Regions from separate parts of the Homo sapiens genome. Here all the other regions are linked to region 1. A link is a contact called in ENCODE Hi-C or POLR2A ChIA-PET data. All regions are on one chromosome and are shown on one strand. Each heading gives the region's core, a stretch centred on a gene start or an enhancer-like site at or near the end of the contact. The rest is flanking DNA. Distances are from core to core; before and after follow the strand shown.

Region 1 (3,906 bases), core at 454-2,953:
AAGACATTAGTGGGACGAGACTGCATATGGACAAGAAATCTTAACTCTTGTAGAACCATTGAAAATCTTTAAATGGAACAGTAAAGGGTACTTTCACTTGAATTTTTTAATGAAAATGGGTCTTTGAGAGGATCTAGTTAAATCACTGCATTTTTTTTTATGGTGAGAAAGCTGAGACTCCACAGAAGTTACACAACATATGTGGGGCACAGAGCTAGTTATTGACTGCACAAGGGCCAACTCGAGGTCCCTTGACATCCAGCCATGCCATTGACTCAGCCACGCTGCTGGTCATGGTCTAACCCTGAAGCCGCTCAACTCCAGCCGAGGCTTCTCTAACATGATAATCTCTCTAAATCCAATTTTCTGTCCTTTTCACTCCCAAATACTTAACGTCTCCGTGATGCGTGATGGCACTATATAAGTGTGTAGTGTCCATCTTTCCATGAGCAAGAGTTAGATGTTTACATGTAAACCTACATGTGATATGTATACACACATTTTTCTTGTTTCCAAACTTAGATTAGAAATTGTCTAGGAGAGTCCCAAGCCCTCTCTGTGAATTTTCCCATCTACATTGCCTGCAATGTACTAAAGAGATAGACGTTCACCAGAAAATTAAAAAAAAAAAATGCCAAAGGTGAGAATTTCACCAGGATTGTGAATTAACAAAGTTATATGTAAGAGAGATAGATAGAGGTGGTAGCTGGTAGTTGCTTAACCATTATAAATAAAATGTTACTGTGGTCCTTTTCAGGAGTTCTGCTGCCTTCTGCATTGTTGCCTGGAGGTAGAATTTCAAGCAGGGCCAGTGTAAGTGGCTATTGTGGCTTGGGTCTGTGGTACATGTGCCCATAAGCTACTGAGGATCAGCCTTTCAGTTCCTCAGGCTCTCTTTGCAAAAGTAGTGGTGACCATGATTCAGGGCCTGTACTCAGAAAGCAAGTTGAAGATTTAGCTACATTTAGGCAAGATTTTATAAACTGGACAGGCCTAACTCCCACCATTTGTTTTTCTTTCCTGCTTCTATAAGGTGTTTGTAGCCCCGAAGGAACAGTGTAATCTTTGATGACCATTTTTCCTCCTTTATCCTCTGAAACTTTCTCCTCCTCCTCCTCCTCTTCCTCCTCCTCTCAGACGCTTCCCAGGCTGCCTGCTAATGCCGTTCAGAGCCTGTCTGTTTATGACTACCCAAATAAGTCAATAGTTAGAAATACAATTGAAGTGGCTTCTTCTTTTAAATCAGCAATAGACCTTGTTCCATTAAAAATAAGATCCTACTCTGAACCATTGCAGAAATTTTTTTTGTTTCTTATAAAGAAATGACAGTGAGTGAGGGGAGTGGGGGCGGGCAGAGATTTCTGATGTTATTCTTAATTATTTTTACTCCATGCTCTCTGTACCTTTAGATCTAGCTGAGGCAGAAACAGTGAAATGCCATAAAATAACCCTCTCTCGAAGTATATTTGGCCTCACAGGAAACAGGAAATACCAGAAAAGATCACAAGAAAAGCTGTAATCATAAGATTTCTAGCCTAATTCTTTTGACGTCAGCAGTTTAGATAAGTCAGATAAGCAATCGCGAGCATCCGCGAGTTCTTGAGTGCCAGTCCAAATACCCACAGTGCATCTTCAACCCTTTTGAACTCTCGCATTGTTTAGCCCCTGCGAGGAGGCTCTCCTCTCTTCCCTGCAAGAAGCATATCCTGAAATTGTGAATTATGGATTTTATGTCAACATTAAGGTGTTCAAAGACATTACACAGAGCTTCTAAATTGGTCCCGTAACCAATTCAGCTTGCTGGATGCATTGTAAACCCTGGATGGGGCCGAGTGTTAATAAAACAAAGGAAAACCAAGCCTGGTTCATCTCAAAGGGAGTTTGCTTCCTGAAGTTTAACTTTTCCAGTCTGGGCAACTCATCTACGGCCATGTAATGTCTTTGATAATATGCTAAAAGATTTCTTACCATATCCAAAGTATTTAGTAACTCCTTCATTCTTCATTATTTCCACCTTTCGTTCGCTACCACCACCTCCATTGCCCACCACAACAATATACTTACGGGCTGGTTAGATATAAATGATAATGAGGAATACACTCCCCTTCGAGACATTTTCCTAACTTCAGAACCAGGACCATGGAACTTGACCATTATATAATAAGCAGAGGCACATGTATGGGCTGTTCAGAGGGATGAAGTAGGAGTTTAAATAAAGATTTAAATAGATATTACATTACATGTACATTTAAAGTAAAAAAAAAAAAGGCTGAGGATAAAAACTTCTTTGCACAATATCTACCTATTTCCAAAAAGACTTGTAAGCTTATATGAAGCTTACAATAAAATGTAAGTACACAAGCACATAAAACCATTCTGTCAGGATGAGAGATAAAGCCATATATAAAAAGTAGGAGGAAAGAGAAGAGTTACGCAAAGCAGTTGAGCAAAACTGGGATCAGAACTTCCTAGCAGACAGGGCAAAGGGGAAGCAAAAATGATTACTACATTCATTATCTCCAGGAAGATTTGCTGGGAAGAAAGATATTTTTCCTGGCTTCGGGTATGTGGAGCAGTTTTTGATGAGGACTGTCAGTCTGGTACTGGAGAATGTCCTCCTGAAGAGTTGAAGTAAATGGGAAGAGGTGAACCAGCTGGGGAGAGTTTTGCAGGCTCTTGTAGTGAAAGACAGTTCCATAAAGAACTGAGGAGTTCCAACTGGGGCCCATCCCATTGGCTCCCCATGGAAGAGTGCAGCCATGTGGGAAAAGTGCAAGTCTCCACCCAGAGCTCAGTTCTTGTGGGTGTATAAAGTTAGGGTACAGCCCCCCCCCACCCACAGCATGCCGAACACATGCTGCTAATCCCATCATGGGCATACCTGCCATTATAGTCTTTAAAATGGAAAGAGAAAAATTAAGAAGCAATGCTTCCTTTTAGATAGCAGAAGTGTTTTTGTATTTGCCTTTGGTCTGTGCCAGGCATTTCACTTCAATTATATACACATTGGTAAGGTGCTCTAACTAACTCATAGGTGGATCCTGAGTCTTCTACCTGGTTTCTAACCTGGCACTTCCCTCATATGACTACACTCTTCCATCCTCATTCCCCCCAGTTGCGGACATATTCTTGATCCCTTATGTCAGACCTGTCCCAAGGCACAAGCTGGGTCCTATCCCATTGGCTCCACTGAATGGTCTCTATGCTAATAAAGACATACTTGAGACTGGGTAATTTATAAAGGAAAGAGGTTTAATGGACTCACATTTTTTTAAAAAAGTTATACTTCAAGTTTTAGGGTACATGTGCACAATGTGCAGGTTTGTTACATATGTATACATGTGCCACGTTGGTGTGCTGCACCCATTAACTCATCATTTAGCATTAGGTATATCTCTTAATGCTATCCCTCCCCCCTCCCCCCACCCCACAACAGGCCCGGTGTGTGATGTTCCCCTTCCTGTGTCCATGTGTTCTTATTGTTCAATTCCCACCCATGAGTTAGAACATGCGGTGTTTGGTTTTTTGTCCTTGCAATAGTTTGCTGAGAATGATGGTTTCCAGCTTCATCCATGTCCCTAAAAAGGACATGAACTCATCATTTTTTATGGCTGCATAGTATTCCATGGTGTATATGTGCCACATTTTCTTAATCCAGTCTATCATTGCTGGACATTTGGGTTGGTTCCAAGTCTTTGCTATTGTGAATAGTGCCACAATAAACATATGTGTGCATGTGTCTTTAGAGCAGCATGATTTATAATCCTTTGGGTATATACCCAATAATGGGATGTCTGGGTCAAATGGTAATTCTAGTTCTAGATCCCTGAGGAATCACCACACTGACTTCCACAATGGTTAAGCTAGTTTACAGTCCCACCAACATTGTAAAAGTGTTCCTATTTC
Region 2 (3,906 bases), core at 431-2,930, 170 kb after region 1:
TGGGCAAAGGATATGAACAGACACTTCTCAAAAGAAGACATTTACACAGCCAACAAACATATGAAAGAAAGCTCAACATCACTGATCATTAGAGAAATGCAAATCAAAACCACAATGAAATAACAATCTCACGCCAGTCAGCATGGTGATTATTAAAAAGTCAAGAAACAGATGCTGGCGAGGCTGTGGAGAAACAGGAATGCTTTTACACTGTTGGTGGGAATGTAAATTAGTTCAACCATTGTGGAAGACAGTACAGTGATTCCTCAAGGATCTAGAACCAGAAATACCATTTGACTCAGCAATCTCATTACTGAGTATATACCCAAAGGAATATAAATCATTCTACTATGAAAACACATGCACATGTATGTTTATTGCAGCACTATTTACAATAGCAAAGTCATGGAACCAACCCAAATGCCCATCAATGATGGACTGAATAAAGAAAATGTGGTCCATATACACGATGGAATACTATGCAGCCATAAAAAGGAATAAGATCATGTCATTTGCAGGAGCTTGGAAGAAGCTAGAAGTCATCATCCTCAGCAAACTAACACAGGAACAGAAATCCAAACACCACATATTCTCACTCGTAACTGGGAATTGAGCAATGAGAGCACATGGACACAGGTAGGAGAACAACACACACCAGGGCCCGTTGCGGGATGGGGAAAAAGAAGAGGGAACTTAAAGGATGGGTCCATAGGTGCAGCAAACCACCATGGCACACGTATACCTATGTGACAAACCTGCACTTTCTGCACATATATCCCGGAACTTAAAGTAAAATAAAATAGATAAATAAATAAATAAAATTAGATTAAATTTTAAAAAAGAAGAGGTTTAATGGACTCACAGTTCCACATGGCTGGGGAGGCCTCACAATCATGGTGGAAGCCAAAGGAGGAGCAAAGGCATGTCTTATATGGTGGCAGGCAAGAGAGTAGGTGCAGGGAAACTGCCCTTTATAAAACCAGCAGATCACATGAGACTTACTCACTGTCACAAGAACAGCACGGGAAAACCCCACCCCCATGACTCAATTACCTCTCACCAGGTCCCCCCCCACGACACTTGGGGATCCAGCAGACACCACCACCACTTCATCCCACTTCAAATGTGGTCTCCCATGCTCGAGAAGCAGTACTCACCTTCTGGTCTGCAAAGCGCCATCCTGGCATAATTTGCCTTGGCATTTGTCTTTTAACGAGTATTTTAAACGATCTTTTAAACGAATATAATATCTTTGGAAGCCCTTATTTGCATGTATTAGTTATGATATACCTAATAAACATTCCACCACTCTAATTTACCAATCTTTACCAGTTATAAAAGCAGAAACTATAATCATGTCTTTCAAAATAAGCCTTGGGCTGTTTTGTAGCAGTGAAATCGATAGTTGTACTTAACCTAAAGAACCTGTGAGAATCCCACTGCAGTGTTGAAATTTAACAATTAAGCAATACTATCCCTGGCTTTCATCATTGAATTTCACAAAATATGTTATTTGCTGGGAAAACAGTTGAATCGGCCTGATGACGTGAATAATCTCAGGCCTGACAAGGATATAGCTGTATTATAATTCCTTAGTGTCCTTAAATGTAAGCTACTTTTGCAATTAATACTAAATCTAACCTCGCTTTTTCCGTAATTTCTATAATTTCATCTGAACGTAGTAACAGGTTAGCAGGGGGCCACCAGCCTGGGCGCTCTCGGTGTTATACTGTCCTCTCGTGGTAAATATGGAGAACTGCAGCCTGACGGCTTTTTCCTCTTTCAGTTTCCTGTTCCATTATTTTGCCGTGCTATACATATCCTTGTAAACTGCCTTAAATTCTTTCTAGGACACAGCAAAATCTAAAATAAATAGATAAACAAATGTATAAGATGAGAACTGTTGACTAGGAGCTTAAAACATGGGTTGGAAAACCCATCTGCTTGGGTTCAAATCCCAGCTCTTAAAGCCCAGCACAGTGGCACGCACCTGTAGTCCCAGCTTCTTGGAAGGTTGAGGCAGAAGAATGGCTCAGGTTCAGGGGAAAAATAAAAAATGAAAATTCCAGCTCTGCCACTTAATCAGCTGTGAGAACCTGGGTTATCTACTGGGGTGGAGATAGTCTCTCTCTATGCCTAGCTCCTCATCTGTAGAATGAAGATAACAATAGCCTGCATTGCATAGTGCTGATATACCTCCATGGCAAGCACTAGGAACAGAACTACTACTCCTTCTCAAAAACAAACAAAAAACAAAAAACCAAAGTGAGAGCTTTATCACCTAAAAGGTCAATTACAGCTTATTCTTAAATACAGTGGAACAGAAGTTCTCTGGGACCTACAGACCACTTCCCCACTGTGTCCAAATTGGACACAGAGTGCAGAAAACTGAAACTGCAACCCAGCTGAGCTGTGATTGTGTCTTTTTTCACTGGAAGAAGTAAATCATAGAATGTTAGTGTTGTACATTGGACTTTGGAGCACATTCCGTTTGGCCTCCTCATTTTACAGTTGAGGAGTTTGAGGCCCAGAGAAGTGATAACTCAGTTCTCCCGATGCATTTCCATGATGCGATCACTGCTTCATGCTCTGAGTCCTTGTAAACACAGGAATTTCCAGGAAGAGGAAAGGGCAAAGCTGTGATCAACCAGCCATAGTTTTCCCAGCCCTAGTTTTCCCCATGCAGCTGCAGAAGTCACCGTGGAATGACCCACGAGCAAGGCCACAGGCACAGACACTTCGGGAGCTGACAGGAATAGATCTTTAGAGACAGGAAGGCTTTCCTACCCAACCCCACCATCAATTTTTTAAAAGCAAGCATTTCCCACAAGGTAAATATAAGAACTAGTCTGGTCAAAGGATAACAAGGCAGTAGGTACTGGAAATTCCGGACAATTTGTACTACTCAAGCTAACTGCAATGCAAGACAGGCTCTGGAACTTAAGGCAAAGCTATTATGTCCGGCTCTGCCACAATTTTAGAATCCGCGTCCCCTGTAGTGGACTGTGATGCACCACCATGTTCTGTCCTCAACAGAGGTTGTCCTCTGACAACCCTCTCTGAAAACTGCCCTCAGCTCAAGAAGGTTGCTTTGTTCAAGGTCAAGCCCCCCAGTACTTAGTCAACGAGAAAGTGTAGAGACTCAGCACTCCCAGAGTGATGGGGGACCACTCCAGAGCCCCTGGGGTTCTGCTGAGGCCCTGCTGAGATTGCATCACAGCCCAGCTGCCCCCTCACCTGAGTATTATCCTGAGGACACGCCCAGAGAGATGTCCTGCACATTCATCTCTACTCAGAGCCTGCTTGCCAGAGAAACCAAATCAACAGCCCTTTTCTGATATAAAATCTCACACGTCACTCTTCTTGACCTGTTCGGGTTTTGTGGGGTTTTTTGTTTGTTTTTGTTTGGTTGGTTGGTTTTTTTGAGGGGAAGAGGATCAATTTAAAATAAATCCATTGTATACTTAGCCTCTCCAATCTGAGAAGAGAGTGTGCTTTATATCTGGCAAAACCTGTTTAAAATGCTGTTTCCCGATTGCTACCACCTAAATTATCCTCCGTGTAAATGGCTGTTTCTCCCCAAACCTAATTCCAATGGATGGAACGTTTCTGTTCCCCCAAAATTCACACGTTGAAATCCTAACTCCCAAGGTGATCGTATTTAGGAGGTGAGGCTTTTGGGAGATGATTAGGTCAAGAGGGCGGAGTCCTCGTGATTGCGATTAGTGCCCTTGTAAAAAACCCCAGAGAGCTCTCTCACCCCTTCAGCTACGTGAAGACACAGCAAGAAGATGGCTAGGCCTTCTATGAACCAGGAAGCAGGCCCACCCCCAGACACCAAATCTGCCAGCACCTTGATCTTGGGCTTCCCAGCCTCCAGAACTGTGAGAAATAAATTTCTGTTGT
Region 3 (3,906 bases), core at 570-3,069, 130 kb before region 1:
CATCTAGGTATACATGACCCTCCCCATCAATGTGGGCAGTTTGCTTTTCAAACCATTTGCAGCTCCACCTCCTAAAAGACCAGTCTCTCTGGACTATTTTTGTGTCACCCATATGATAGTGAATGTTTTTCCATTCCTAGAGCAAAGTCTCCATGAGTCTAACGATGTTTCAGAAAAAGAGTCACCTAAATGCCAGTAATTACATCAAGTTATCAACCCACAGAAAAATAACCACAGCATATGAAGTTCTCTTGGAATCTTTTTAAGAATCAACTTAGCCTGAGTCTGTGATTTAGGTTCCTTTCCACGTCTTTTAAGAGCTAAGCACAACCTAAGTAGAGGAAAAGTCTTTGAAGTACAAGCTGGTTGACCATTTCCTGCGCAGAGTATCCAATCCCATTGAAAATGTCTTGGAATTGTCCCTAGCTTCATCAGTAAGTGCTGGGGGATGACGTCACTGCGGGATTTCAACCGAACTTTATGTTCTGATAAACAATGTGGTGCTGGTAGTGGCCACTGGTGAATTCTTTTTCTCTTGGGAGGTGCCAGCAAAGTTCCTTATAAATTTTCAAGCTTTGTTAAAAGAATAATAGAGGGTAAGACAGAAAGAGCTTGGGGGTGGTCAGGCCCCGAGGAGGATCGCCTATTAAAGTCAGTGAGTGTAGACGACAATATTTTGGTTTAGTGCCACACTTCTTTGAGTATAAAATAAGAAAATAACTGTCGTTTCTTGGATAACAGGCTATTTCCAACTTACCATCACTTGTCTCGTGTGTCAGTCTTCATCCTAACCATGTGGCAGCATGCAGATGACAAGGGTTATCTTGAATTTAATCCTTTTCTTAGATGGACAGATATATTCAGGAGGCTGTAGAGTTCAAAAGTGGTGGTAAAAGCCCTTCCAGTGGCAACAATAACGATGAAAGAACCCAACAGGCAGTTTTGTAAGCTTTACCCTGAACAAAAGCCAAGAGAACATTGCTTGTAACCAAACAAGGAATAAAAATAATACTAGAGTTTCTACAGAAATCAGTGCATGGAAATTCCCTGCTTATTAAGCTGTTTCCATTATGAGATGTTCCCCTATATTAAAATTTTCATAGCATAATATATCCATCATCTGGACATTCTGAAGATTTTTTTTTCAAGGAAAACTACTTCAGTAATTCTTTATAAAAACAGGTTTCCATTTTCTTTAAGAAACAAGGCTGATTTGCCAATGAAAATAAATAAATAGAATATATCTCCTAATTTTTATTCTAATACCTTCACAGAAAATTAAACCAGGTACCAAAAAGTCATAGCTATTGGGTAGGTTGTGAGTGTATCAAATTTGGACGAATATTATCAGATCCTAAATTAATACAATCAGAGTCTCTTTCTACCCTGTTCTCCACATCCCTTTCTACTATAAAAAAATACCCCTTATACTTTCATCCCAACCTCCTATCCTTCCCAAAAGCATCCCCAAAACAATGAAAAATAAAACTTACTGGAGTAGACTGAGAACAAGCAGTTTAGAACTCTCTCCCTCATTCAATTCAATGTACCTGAAATGAGCATTAGTATTAGAACTCAATTCATGAGGGTTATTTTTACTGTAGTTATATGAAATAAATCTTGGGGATTTACCTTAGAGATTGCATAAGGTCAATCTTGCATCCAAGTTTTTACTAACATTGTTTATTCTAACTCCTGTTTCCTTTTACCCTCCTGTAAACTGCCACCTCAAGATCTCTCAAGCCTTTATTTCCTCACATACAACTCTGGGTAAGGTAAGAGAAAACACAAGCCCAGAGTGGCATTTTATATGAGTCAGTAAGGTACACCCATGTATCAAATGGCATGGGAACCAGGGAATCATTTTGAGTTACTAGGTTCAGTAGTGAAACTCTGTAGTTTTCTTGGCCCTTACAAAACCAGGTCACAGCTGCCTGGCTTCCTAATTTGGTTTGATGTACTGTGAATTCCCAAGGGGGTGAGTCACTCTCTTATTCATATGGAAGTACAGGAGCCATTCCAAAACAAAAACCAGTCTGGGTTTATTTATGATTTTATATGCCCTTTACTGCCCCACTATACAGATGATCCAGAGTTGACTTTCAGCTGTTAATTACCATATTGGAGAGGAGATACATGGCATTTTTCATCTTTTGAGTTACAAGACTTCTTTAATGTGAATATTCCCTAAGTGCTTGCTTGCTTCTGCTTTTGGAATGCTTTACTGAGGCTGGATATATATTATGAAACAATGAATGCAAAATCAATCACACATGGAGAAAATCAAAGTAGTAAAATTAACAACATACCTTAAGAAACAGTCTATGTTAAGTCAGTGTAATAGCATCATTATACATTACTCTTGTTACCTATTAAGTGCTCAAGAAAACCATAAATACCTTGCTTTATAGACTTGATGAGGCAGAAAAACCTTTCCTGTGGGTCATCAAATTAAGATGCAGTATGACTTTACGATTTGTTCCATCTTAGAATTTGGCTGTGTTCTATCTTTCTGATTTCCCAGAGCCGTCCACTTCAGGATGTTTGGGCTTCTGCCAGTGGCCGTGGCACAGATGCTTTTAATAAAGGGATCCAACCACCTTCTGGAAAACCTCCCTGCTTCACTAGAACTTTCAAGAGATATCAATCCTGTTTTATTAGTGTTTATTTAAAAAGAAGAAGAAGAGAAAGAAGCTGAAGTAGCCAACACGATCTATGTAGTCTACTTTATGTCCCTTCTTTTGTCACACAAAATAGAATATTTCTCTTGAAAAAGGCTCATACAATTCCGTAGCTATATACTGAGTGCCTACTGTGTGGCAAACTCTGCACTAGGCATGGAGACACCAAGAAGATGCATGACTTGCCTTAGAGCTATTACACAGACGCAGTATTACTTTGTAAAAATATCTGATAACTAAAATTAATCTGTAAGGTATATAGAGATCTTTGTATAAATATCACATTTCATAGAATATTAAAAATATGTAAAATTGACACTAAGTGATTTGTATTATATATGAAATGTTTAGTATATGATTAGTAAAGCTTCATAAACAATGGGAAACTGATGGGTCATTCAAAAAATGGTATAGGCAGAACTGACTTTTTAGAAAAAAGTAGGTTATACCAATCTCAGATAAAACATAAAAAAGTAGATGAATAGCTGTTTGTATTAAGAACAATATAAAATAGAAAGAAATGAACACATATAGTGGTCTTACCACACAGAAGGAGTTTCAAGGTATAAAAGTCATGAATGAGAGAGCAAATGTCAAACTTGACAACATAAAAATGTAGAAATTATACATGGAAATTTTATAAAATTAAAACACAAGTGACAAACTTGATAATATACTTGTAAAATATGACAATGAATTAATATCCTTTATAATCAAAGAAACTGTATGAAACAATTACTATTACCAACCAGTTGTTACCAAGAGTAGAAAAATAACAACTGAGATGGTTAGCAGTACACAGTAAAAGAAATTCAGAGAAATGATGGACACAAACATATATTAAACTTCACTAGTAATCTAAGAAATCTAATGAAAGCAATAATAAATACATTCTTGCTTATCAAGTTGACAAATTTTTTTAAATGTAAAAACAATTAGTGATAGGAAGGTGCACAGGCAATCTCATTCAATTCCGGCCAAAATTTGAATAAATTTTCTAGACCTGTGTTTTACAGAAAGTATTTAGAAAAAAACTAAAGTTATTATTCTTTCATTCAATAATTCTTATTCCAGAAAAATTTCCTAACCTAAAAAACATGTAAAAATACATTCATCACAATGCTCCTTATGACCTAAAAAATTGGAAACAATTTAATTGTTCTGATGTAGAGAAATAGATATAGTCTATCCAAAGGATATTGTACCATATGGTAGAGCTTTGAGG

What was found. Hi-C counts contacts between places; a loop is a spot of excess contacts on that map. ChIA-PET counts read pairs that join two places held with the same protein, here RNA polymerase II (POLR2A). Pooled maps may share reads with other maps.
Region 2: a pooled map shows a loop between it and region 1 (2.2-fold over the local background). The contact joins two enhancer-like sites. A Hi-C loop is called at or near these places in 3 of 168 maps with a recorded cell type or tissue (Calu3, GM12878 and prostate gland) and 1 of 50 pooled maps. POLR2A ChIA-PET finds 5 or more read pairs at or near these places in 3 of 52 experiments (OCI-LY7, activated CD4-positive, alpha-beta T cell and activated T-cell).
Region 3: a loop to region 1 is called in a map of endothelial cell of umbilical vein, with 2.4 times the contacts of the local background. The contact joins two enhancer-like sites. A Hi-C loop is called at or near these places in 1 of 168 maps with a recorded cell type or tissue (endothelial cell of umbilical vein) and 1 of 50 pooled maps. POLR2A ChIA-PET finds 5 or more read pairs at or near these places in 1 of 52 experiments (MCF 10A).

Annotation. Positions count from the first base shown.
Region 1 is chr6:136,049,793-136,053,698 of GRCh38, forward strand. The region is part of intron 2 of PDE7B (phosphodiesterase 7B); the gene reads left to right. The region is part of intron 3 of PDE7B-AS1 (PDE7B antisense RNA 1); the gene reads right to left. Among named protein-coding and RNA genes, the nearest start is that of PDE7B-AS1, 21 kb to the right of the region's middle. Within about 2 kb of position 1,704, at least 4 of the 41 ENCODE cell types and tissues checked have a DNase peak (open chromatin) inside an H3K27ac peak, as active enhancers do; they include endothelial cell of umbilical vein, where a contact is called at or near this core.
Region 2 is chr6:136,224,676-136,228,581 of GRCh38, forward strand. No RefSeq gene overlaps it. Among named protein-coding and RNA genes, the nearest start is that of MTFR2, 24 kb to the right of the region's middle. Within about 2 kb of position 1,681, at least 4 of the 41 ENCODE cell types and tissues checked have a DNase peak (open chromatin) inside an H3K27ac peak, as active enhancers do.
Region 3 is chr6:135,920,437-135,924,342 of GRCh38, forward strand. The region is part of intron 1 of PDE7B (phosphodiesterase 7B); the gene reads left to right. Among named protein-coding and RNA genes, the nearest start is that of PDE7B, 71 kb to the left of the region's middle. Within about 2 kb of position 1,820, at least 11 of the 41 ENCODE cell types and tissues checked have a DNase peak (open chromatin) inside an H3K27ac peak, as active enhancers do; they include endothelial cell of umbilical vein, where a contact is called at or near this core.